Regions from separate parts of the Homo sapiens genome. Here region 2 is linked to region 1. Evidence: read pairs that join two places in POLR2A ChIA-PET (ENCODE). Cell type or tissue: PC-9. All regions are shown on one strand. Links, peaks and the distances in the headings refer to the core of each region. The heading gives the core; the rest is flanking DNA.

Region 1 (5,365 bases), core at 303-5,302:
CCCTGACACCCTGGCCCCCAGGCTCCATCCTCCATGCAGCGACCAGACCAACCCTTCGAAAACATGAATATGAGGCCAGGTGTGGTGTAATCCCAGCACTTTGGGAGGCCAAAGTGGGAGGAGAGCTTGAGCCCAGGAGTTTGAGATCAACCTAGGCAACCAGAGTGAGACCTTGTCGCAACAAAATAAAGTTTTTTTAAAAAAGTAAGTTAAATTAAATGATTACAAAGACTTGTGACCGAAAGGCTCACAGAGCACCAAAAAGAAGACCCACGCCCGCAGACTAAGAGGAAAAGAAAATCTAAACAGCCAAGACCAAGTGGAGAAATCTATGTCTGAAACAATACAGAAGTAAAAGACCAGAAGTTGTTAGTACAAGAGGAATCAGGGCATCCTGGGAGACCAAAGGATGCGGGCAGCTGGTGTGTCTGTGTCTGCTCAGGAGAGCACACAGAAGTTAATTCAGAAAACAGACAGCATTGAAAAGAAATACAGGGCCGGGCATGGTGGCTCACACCTGTAATCCCAGCACTTTGGGAGTCTGAGGCAGGCAGATCACGAGGTCAGGAGATGGTGCCCATCCTGGCCAGCATGGTGAAACCCCATCTCTACTAAAAATACAAAAATTAGCTGGGCGTGGTGCCGCATGCCTGTAATCCCAGCTACTCGGGAGGCCCAGCCAGGGGAATCGCTTGAACCCAGGAGTCGGAGGTTGCAGTGAGCTGAGATCATGCCACTGCACTCCAGCCTGGGCAACAGAGCAAGACTCTGTCTCAAAAAAAGAAAAAAGGCTGGGCGCAGTGGTTCACACCTGTAATCCCAGCACTTTGGGAGGCGGAGGCGGGTGGATCACGAGGTCAGGAGATCAAGACCATCTTGGCTAACATGGTGAAACCCCGTCTCTACTAAAAATACAAAAATAAAAAAATTAGCCAGGCGTGGTGGCGGGCGCCTGTAGTCCCAGCTACTCGGGAGGCTGAGGCAGGAGAATGGCGTGAACCCAGGAAGCGGAACTTGCAGTGAGCGGAGATCGCGCCACTGCACTCCAGCCTGGGTGACAGAGCAAGACTCCGTCTCAAAAAAAAAAAAAAAAAAAAAGAGAAGAGAAAAGAAATACAGAAAAAGTGGGACCAACTGATGTAACAGATTAAAATGGTAGAAACGGGTCTAAATAGATCAACAATTACAATGAAAGAAAGTGGACTAAATCTATCAGTCAAATGACAGACACAGATGCTGTGGATTTTTAAAAACATCATGACACACACAGTTTCCCAAAGACACACATAAAGCCTAAGGACACACAGAGGTGGAAACAAAAGGCGGAAGTGATGAAGCCGTGAATGCTTGCCAAGGGATGATATGATCAGCTGAAAGAGACTCTGAGACAAAGCTTCATTGGGGATAGAGATGGCCACTAAGTAAGATAAAAGGTTCGATTCACCCTGATGACAAAGCGATTTTAAACCTAAGTGCCCCTGACAGAGTGGCCTCGAAAACCATGACATGCACAGAGAAACAGGCGAGCACCGATCTTACTGGGGGGGGTCTCAACACATCCCTCAATATATTGATCGTTCAAATATCAACAGAAAAGCAGCAAGGGCTGAGATCTGAAACTCAGTCAACAACGTGCATATAGTGTTTTGCAGCCCAAGAAGAAAAAATGCTCACAGGGGCCATTTTCGGAAATCTGTCACGGACTACCCCTGGCCACAAGAAAGGGCTTCCGTGCCCTTCAAAGACCAGGTCTCCCCCAGACCATGAGCCTGGACCAAGCACACGAAGACAAGATGTTCCCAACAAAAGGGAGAGATTTTAAAAGAAGATCTCGCATGTTTGTTTTGGATAGCATAAAACACCACTAAGTCATTCACGGGTTAAAGAAAAATATCAGAGTGGAAATACCTATAACATAGTTGGAATTCTGGAAGGAAATTGGCAATGGCTAAGTTTTCTAGAATTGAGAAAAGAAAGATATTGGCATCCAGCTTCAGAGAGCCCAGCTCTTGCTCTCGGGAAATGAGGCAGAAACAAGACTCGGTACCAAACATGTGAGGCCAGGAAACAGAACAGCAAGTGGAACCTACAAGTGTGCCCTATAGGTCCTGAGAGTGAGAGCCCCCAGGTGGTGAGTGGGGCAGCTGGGCAGCCAGGGGTCAGACGTCTGTTTACACACAGACACACACGACAACACGCACACAAGGAACCGCCCCTCCTGCTCCGTTCTCTGGCATGCACGGCCTTGATATCTGTTTTTCAGGTTGACTGGAGATTGTTGGCCACATTTGCCAAGAAAAGATAAGCAATCCTCACCACGGGCTCACCCATGGTGCACAGAACTCCCAGCCCGGAGATCCAGCCACTTCTGAGAACAGAATCAACAGCCACTTAGAAGGCTCAGCCTAGGCTGGGCATAGTGGGTCATGCCTGTAATCCCAATACTTTGGGAGGCAGAGGATCACTTGAGCCCAGGAGTTCAAGACCAGCCTGGGCAACATGGTGAAAGCCCCTCTCTACAAAAAAAAAAAAAAAGCCAGGCATGATGGCCTGCACCTGTGGTCCCAGCTACTCGGGAGGGGGAGATGGGAGGATCGCTTGAGCCCAGGAGGTCAAGGCTGCAGTGAGCCGAGATCAAACTGAACCACTGCACTCCAGCCCGGGAAACAGGAAAATACCCTGCCTCAAAAAAAAAAAAAAAAAAAAAAAAGAAGAAGAAGAGAAGAAAAGAAAAAGAAAATGAAAATGAAAAAGGAAAAGAAGGCCCAGTCTAGGTGCAACTTAAGCCCACCAGCATCCTTCGAACCATAGCAGATCAAATTAAAACAAGCCATTGGCCCAATTCTAACTTTCTTATGGGCAAAATGGAAAAACGTCTGGCCTGAGAAGGAAATGCCATGTTACTCCTAGGGTGGGCTGATTAAGTCACTCTTCCCATCCGGGGCCAGAGCAGGATCCGTCAGGACTCAGCTTGTTGTGAAATGAGGCCTTTCCTGGAAATGCTGTTCATAGAACGCGACGAAGCAGCCGTGACATAAGAGCTTGGCATTTTGCTGTGTACAAATCCAGACCTTTCAACAGGATGTTGGGGTGGCCAGCCTGCTCTTTGGAAACACGGGGCTGGCAGAGGCTGCCCCTGCCCCTCGTCCTTGGCCCAGCACTATATTGTCTTTGTGTCATGGACAGAGACCAACACTTCTCCTACGTCCCCTCCTACTTGGAGTTAATCCCAGCCCAGCCAGTGCAGGGGAGACAGGTGTCGCCACAGAATCACAGTGGCTCCACTCTCTGCCCTCCTGAGCCTCTGGGCAGTCCCACACTGCCAGGTCATCTGCCCAGGAGCCTTCCCAGACCCCGGGCCCCCTCTCCTTCATCTGTATCCAGGCACGTGCCTCGTGACAGAAGCCTTCCCAGACCCCGGCCCCCTCTCCTTCATCTGCATCCAGGCATCAGCCTCGTGACATCTCTTTGGGTTTCAGGCTAATATTAAATACACTAATCATGGTGTGGAAAGAGTTTCTGGGTCAACAATAACCAAAGGCACACAGAGACAAGGATTCGAGGCAGGCACCGCGCTGTGTCCGTCTGTCCTCCACCTCTCCACCCCTGGGTACTTCAGGGGCCCCCTCACAGACTACGGGGTCCTAGGGGGCAGGACAGTGGCCAGTTTACCTGGGATTTCCCAGCAGGGCCTGGCCTGAGGCTGATGGCGCTCAGAGACTGTTCGGGATGAGCAAGCCGGTGCCTCCCTGTACCTCTACATCTGCTCAGCTCCCCGCCGCCAGCCTGACTGGGGCCTCCTTCCTTGGGCTGGCAGACTGCTGGCCTCCCCTAGTCCCCCCACGGGCCTGGCAAAGGGCAGCCTGCCCAGAGCACTGTCCCCAGGGCCACCACTCAGAGCCCTGGGGTGCTCACTTCCACCATGGTTTTTGCTTGTTTGTTTTGTTTCGTTTGAGACAGAGTCTCGCTCTGTCGCCCAGGCTGGGGTGCAATGGCACGATCTTGGCTCACTGCAACCTCCACCTCCCAGGTTCAAGCGATTCTCCTGCCTCAGCTTCCTGAGTAGCTGGGATTACAGGTACCCGCCTCCATGCCCAGATAATTTTTGTATTTTTAGTAGAGACAGGGTTTTGCCATGTTGGCCAGGCTGGTCTCAAACTCCTGACCTCAGGTGATCTGTTCATCTCAGCCTCCCAGAGTTCTGGGATGACAGGCGTGAGCCACCACGCCTGGCCCCACCATGGTTTAAAGTCTTCTTCTTCCCGTGCCACAGAGTCCTTGTGCCGCGAGGCCCAATCACTCCCCAACATCTGTACGTCGGACTTGGACACCCCACCTTCACGCCCACCCCAACTTCACGCCCAGCCACCTTCACGCCCCGCCTCTGCAGCCCCTGTCCCGCCTCTGGCACGCCTCCCACTCCAGGAGCCTTCACAAGCGCTGCTCCCTCTGCCTGGAAAGGCTTTCCTATTCTCCCATCCAAGTACTAACCAGGCCCGACCCTGCTGAGCTTCCGAGATCAGAGGAGATGGGGTGCGCTCAGGATAGTATGGCCATAGACAACCCTCCCCTATTCTGTTCATCTGGCCGCTTCCTGCTCAGCATTTGGGGCTTCATTTAACTGGCAGCTTCCTTAAGGAGGCCTTCCCTGACCCCCTTCCCTTCCCATTCACCCCGGCCCACAATGCACATTGATTCCCTGAACTCAGGGTACTCCTGAAGTACCAATCATCACGTTGCATCATAATTGTTGGTTTCCTTGGAGGCACAGGGTCAGGCTCCGCATGGGCAGGAGAAGTCTTCAGGGTGTGTTTGCTGGATTAACGACAGGTCGATGCCAATACAGGACACCCCTGCAGGTGAGGATCCCCCTCCTCAATCTGATCCTGAGAAGACGCCTTCTCCGGCCCTTTGGTCCCACCCACCCTGACTCTCCCAGGTGAAAAGCAGCTGTTGGTGATATTTGCATGACTGTGCCAGCTGGAACTTTTACTGTAGGGCCGTTTCCTAAGATCATTTCCTAAGACTCTCTCACCACTCTGATGGGGACAGGAAACTGCTCTGGGCACAGCACTTGTGCGATCTCCAGCCACAAAAAGCCGTTAATCTGGCCAAGAGCAGAGGCTTGCGGGTGAAGGGAGTGGAGGGGCTGCTGAAGATGGAGATGGTGCTTAGTTTTTTTTGTGGGTAGAAGAGTGCAGAGAGGCCCCTGCTCATCCCAGGAGAATGAAGTAGGCTTTTTGTTCTAAAGGGCCAGGTCTCTAAAAGCAACGGATTATATTGTTCAGGCTGCGTCAGTGGTGTTTGTGTTTTCAAAAGCAATAGTGGGACGGGCGCAGTGGCTCATGCCTGTAATCCTAGCACT
Region 2 (5,365 bases), core at 96-5,095, 160 kb before region 1:
CGTCTCTACTAAAAGTACAAAAAATTAGCCGGGCGTGGTGGCGGGTGCTTGTAGTCCCAGCTACTCGGGAGGCTGAGTCAGGAAAATGGCGTGAACCCGGGAGGCGGAGCTTGCAGTGAGCGGAGTTCGTGCCGCTGCACTCCAGCTTGGGCGACAGAGCGAAACTCCATCTCAAAAAACAACAACAACAAAAAACCAAGCAAGGTAATTGCCTCTAGTCCTGGCAACTTGTAAGGAAGCCAGCTCCCTATCTGTGAAAGAATGAATTGGCATATGGAATTAACTTTTGAACTATTCATTTGAAAAGTGTTTCTGTTCTTTGCGGAAGAAAAATTATATTGCTCGTCCTTCAGCTGTTATAACTAAGATCCTATTAATGCATTTCATTTTTGACTGGGTAAAACCGAATTCCATGGGTTTGCTTTTTGCTTCTCAGGTAACTAATGAATTTTCAGATCCTCTCCTTAAAAATGAAAATGTGCATTAACAAAAAAAAATCTAAGAGAGGGTTAAAGATTTCTCCTTTCCCCTGAAACCGTGGAGGAGAGATATTCCAAATGATAAAGGTTGATCACAGAATTTGATTGGATAAGGTGTGGAATTAAGACCATTTACAAGAGTATAAATCTTGTTTTCCTATAGGAAATTAGAACTTGTGTGAAACTTTGTAACTGTTATCAGCTTTCCAATCTCTTGATTACCATGAACTGTTATTGAAACAGAAGAGCCTTGCAGTGTTTCTAAGGCTTTAGAGTCTGAGGCCATGGTTTTTGAAAATAACTTCAAATAAAAACCTGGAATTCTGGCTGGGGGCGGTGGCTCTCACCTGTAATCACAGCACTTTGGGAGGCCAAGGCGGGTGGATCACCTGAGGTCAGGAGTTTGAGAAACCCTGAACTCCTTTAGTAGAGAAACCCCGTCTCTACTAAAAATACAAAATTAGCCGGGTGTGGTGGCAGACGCCTGTAATCCCAGCTACTCGGGAGGCTGAGACAGGAGAATCGCTTGAACCCGGAAGGCAGAGGCTGCAGTGAGCCAAGATCACACCATGGCACTCCAGCCTGGGCAAGACAGAACAAGATTTTGTCTCAAAACAAACAAACAAACAAACAAATCCTGGGATTCTGCTTGATTGTCTTGATAACCTGCTGCCTTAGTAGCCCTGTTATAATCACATTTCTGGATTCTTAAGCCATACAGGTCCCTGGGAGAGTCCTCAGAAAAACGAGATGGTTTGCATCCCTGCTGAAATGTTTTTACCTTAGTAAAGAGATTTCTTATCCTAGGCTGGGTGCGGTGGCTCACGCCTGTAATCCCAGCACTTTGGGAGGCCGAGGTGGGTGGATCACCTGACGCCGGGAGTTCGAGACCAGCCTGACCAACATGGAGAAACCCCGTCTCTACTAAAAATACAAAATTAGCCAGGCATGGTGGCGCACGCCTGTAATCCCAGCTACTCGGGAGGCTGAGGCAGGAGAATAGCTTGAACCCAGGAGGTTGTGGTGACCCAAGATCATGCCATTGCACCCCAGTCTAGGCAATAAGAGCAAAACACCTTCTCAAAAAAAAAAAAAAAAAAAAAGAGAGAGATTTTGTATCTTAATAAAGAGATATTGAACAGTATCTTTGAGGTAATAATTCTACTTGTAGGGAATGTATGTTATCAGAAATAATAGGACAAACCTTTGTCATTATTCATACAAGGATTCTCGTTGTAGGGAAAACTAGAAACTCCCAAACTATCCAGCAAGAAGGAAAGAGGAAAACAGTTATACTACACAATGCAGTGTGGCCATTCACACAAGGAGGCAGATCTGTTTCCACTGATCTGGAAAAGCATCCGTGACATGACATTAGTGAAAAATGCAAATTTGTAGAACAGTATCTGTGCAGAATGGCTGTGCTAATATAGATGCGTTGGCACCAAAATGTTCAAGGGGAAGGGGAAGGTGGCAGGATCCAATCTGTACTTCACGTAATCCTTTAAAATGTGTGGGATGGTGGGTGAGTCTTCTCTGTATAGATTTTTGCAAACAAGATGGTATTTTGCATAAATATAGTGGGGAAAGGCATTTAAGACATATTCATGCCTGTAGTGCTTGAGTAATTTAAAATTTCTTATTTTGATATTTAATTTGAACATTTTCTATAAGAAGTGCTTTTAAAACTAGAAAAAAATTTTTTAAAGTCTATATAATAAATTCCTACGGCTTTACTTAAATAAGGGTGCCTAGGATTTTTCTTGAGTATGAACCTGTCACATGGCTGGTTGTGTGCTGAGGCCAGAGGGTGGGACCTTCCCTGAGGGCCGGGCTGGGACATCTCCCCACGAGGTTGGTCAGTCCTTCTGCCAGCTCATCCATGAAGAGTTCAACCCAGGTCAGGGCCGGGCCCTGGCAGCCTGGAGGCTGAGCCTGGCAGGCCCTTCCCTTTTCAAAGGCCAGCACTGTCAGGCACTTTGGTCCAGACTCCAGGCCTGCAGAGGCACAGAGCGCACCAAGGGGGGCAGTGGGAGGGGCCAGTGTGCGACCCCCAGGACAGGCTGGGACCCCAGGACAGGCTCGGACCCCAGGACAGGCTGGGACCCCAGGACAGCCTCAGACCCCAGGACAGGCTCGGACCCCAGGACAGGCCGGGACCCCAGGACAAGCTCGGACCCCAGGACAGGCCGGGACCCCAGGACAGGCTCGGACCCCAGGACAGGCCGGGACCCCAGGACAGGCTGGGACCCCAGGACAGGCTCGGACCCCAGGACAGGCTGGGACCCCAGGACAGGCTCGGACCCCAGGACAGGCTGGGACCCCAGGACAGGCTCGGACCTCAGGACAGGCTGGGACCCCAGGACAGGCTCGGACCCCAAGACAGGCTCGGACCCCAAGACAGGCTGGGCTCAGGCTTCACTTGTCCTGTGTCCTCTGGGTTGCTCTGTTGTTCCACCATCCCTGATCCCACAGTAAAATCCTGTCACCCTCACTGCCTGGTTTCTGCCCCTGTTGGGGGTGAATGAGCAGCTTGTCCTGGGTTTGGGGCAGAGAGGCCTGAAGGAGGAGCCTGGGCTGGGGGCAGCCATGCTCATTTGGGGACAGGGCAGGCTTGGTCAGCAGAGGGGCTCCCCCCCCGGAAGGCAGCTGATTCTCAGGGTTGGGCAGAGTCTGGAACTTCAAGGGCAGGACCCATGTCCTAGGACCAACTCTGTCCACCCTCCCACATCCTCCCGTTGCCATGACCTTGGCCCCATCTCCGTCAAATAGCCTGGCCCTCATACGTGCAGGAGCCCTGGGGTCCTTCCCGAGCCCAAACATTTTTGCAGTGAAGGGCCCTGCCTAGCTTCACCCCATGCAGGCCTGGGCAGGGGCAACTCTGTCAGGTGCCCTCGGCCCCCAGGTCTTTCCCCTGAAAGCAGCGAGCATCTCAGTCGCTCCCACTGCATGGGTGGGTGGAGTTCAGAAGAGTGGGAGAGGAAGGGGAATGCTTACTTTTTCCAAAGCGATCCAAGGATTGTTCTGGAATTGTTTGGCAAGGGCTGTGTGGCCATGTGTTTTTCTAGATTCACTTAAAGAAAAAACAGTGTTGGGGTCCCCAAGGAAATAGGGCATCCAGGCTGCAAGGACAAAAGCCAGGTGGGCTGAGGGGCCGGCGGGGCCAAATCTGTCACGAGGAAGGGGAAACTGAGGCCTGGCCTTGCGGGCCCAGGACCTACCCTGCCCCTTTGCACTGAAGGGAGGGAAGGTCTGAGTCCCCGGGAAGCAGAACTGGGGCCAGCTGGGCAGGGGACAGAAGCTGGGTCACCCCTGGGATACCCAAGCAGAGTGACACAGCCCCTGGGACGGACTTGGCTGGGTCTCTCGTCGGCTCTTTTCTCTCCTGTAAGACGAGAACATGGAAAATCCTTCCCCAGGAGCGGGACGGCCCAGCACACTCCCCCATAGCTGGTGGCAACGCCCTGGAAGTCCCGGCTGTCACGGCTCTGCCTGCCCCTTTCAGATGCTGTCTCAATGACATGTGTCCAGGTCGAGCCTGTTCACCAAGCTTCAGCCCTCCCATCCCTCACCCTGGGGACCAAGAGACAGCTCCAGACTAGCCCAGTCTCTCCCGAGTGCTCAGGTGCTTCCCAGCTTCCTCCAAAGGCCAGCAGTCCCAGCGAAGTCCTGGGAAAGGCAGGACAGCCTCAGGCAGCTCCAGCGAAGGCTGTGACCACTACAGGGAGCACCTCTGCCAGGTGGTGGCCCCAAGGACTGCCCAGGACTGTGGGACACTCAGCTTCCCAGGGGGAGAGGCCCCGGCCCACTGTGGGCAGCACAAACTGGCTGTAGAGGAAGCTCTGGGGGCTATGGGAGCCCCTACCCCAGGGCACGCGGGGACTCAGCCAGGTCCAGGCCTTGCGGGAGGCTCTCTGGGGAGTTGCAGAGGCGCAGTTTCCCTTCCGCGGAGCTGCTTTCTCACCCTAGTGGTGGGACAAGCCCTCTCCCGGGTCCATCCCTTCCCTGCCCCTTCACCCAGGTCCTGAGTACTTCTTCTGAGCCACGGGTGGGTGATTTATGACCCACTTCTCACTACAGAGGAGGCGGGGCAGCTCGCTAACACCAAGCAATGCAAAAAGTCAGTGCGAGGGAAACACAGACTCCAACGTTTTTCACCAAAGTGCTGGTTGAAACACTTTTGAAATCTGGGAAGTCTTGTAATCATGTCAACATATAACCTTCTTTTTAAAAAGCACGAGTTTAGTGGCATGGGCCTGTGGTCCCAGCTACTCAGGAGGCCGAGGTGGGAGGATCGCTTGAGCCTTGGAGCTTGAGGCTGCAGTGAGCCACAGTCGCAGCACTGCTCTCCAGCCTGGGTGACAGAGCGAGACCCTGTCTCTGAAAAAAATTTAAAAACTTGGAGCTTCCGTCGGACGATCCCCTCAGATCAAGGCACCGAGTTACTTTTTCCAAGTTACTTGGAAAGATTGGCCCTTTGGGTCTTGCATGAGAACTCCATTAGATGAGACCCAAGCAGCATCAAGCCTAGGGTTAACTTTCCCTACTCCTGAGCTGAGACCCCTCTGAGGACCCTTACCAATGCCAGGTGAAGCACGAGTTCTTCCACTCTGGCTGATGGGAACAGGCAACTATTCCCAGCCTTGGGTGAGCACCAGACACTGCGACTTCTAATCCTTTGCGGTGGTTCTTTCCCCAGGCTCAGGCAGGTTCCCCTTACGCACGTACTGATCGGTTCTCGGCTGAACACTCGTGGGAACCTTCTGCAGACCTCCGGCTCCCTCTGTGCAGCGCTCTGTCCTCCTGCTCCGCCCTGTGGATCCTGCCACCTAGGCTTGCCTGGACTCCCAGCTGGCTGTGCTCCGCTCAGGAGGAGGCTGGTCCCG

What was found. Peaks named below come from ENCODE experiments on the same cell type or tissue, not always from the same donor. Only the 100,000 strongest peaks of a DNase experiment are listed, where the experiment ranks them.
Region 2: POLR2A ChIA-PET joins it to region 1 with 9 read pairs; 3 of 35 experiments call an interaction of 5 or more read pairs at or near these places.

Annotation. Positions count from the first base shown.
Region 1 is chr14:103,312,476-103,317,840 of GRCh38, forward strand. It overlaps LOC105370686 (a long non-coding RNA gene), which reads right to left and starts at 4,667. Exons shown (of 3, transcript XR_944246.2): 1 at 4,492-4,667. It overlaps LOC105378183 (a long non-coding RNA gene), which reads left to right and starts at 4,809. Exons shown (of 2, transcript NR_135269.1): 1 at 4,809-4,859. RefSeq lists a cis regulatory region at 1,189-1,632. In PC-9, for the core only: no CTCF peak of the experiment used is centred there; no DNase peak of the experiment used is centred there.
Region 2 is chr14:103,152,854-103,158,218 of GRCh38, forward strand. No RefSeq gene overlaps it. Among named protein-coding and RNA genes, the nearest start is that of TNFAIP2, 32 kb to the left of the region's middle. RefSeq lists enhancers at 2,219-2,513, 3,238-3,976, 3,977-4,714. In PC-9, for the core only: CTCF peaks have their summits at 4,232 and 4,450; a DNase peak (open chromatin) is centred at 2,348; H3K27ac peaks cover 2,594 bases.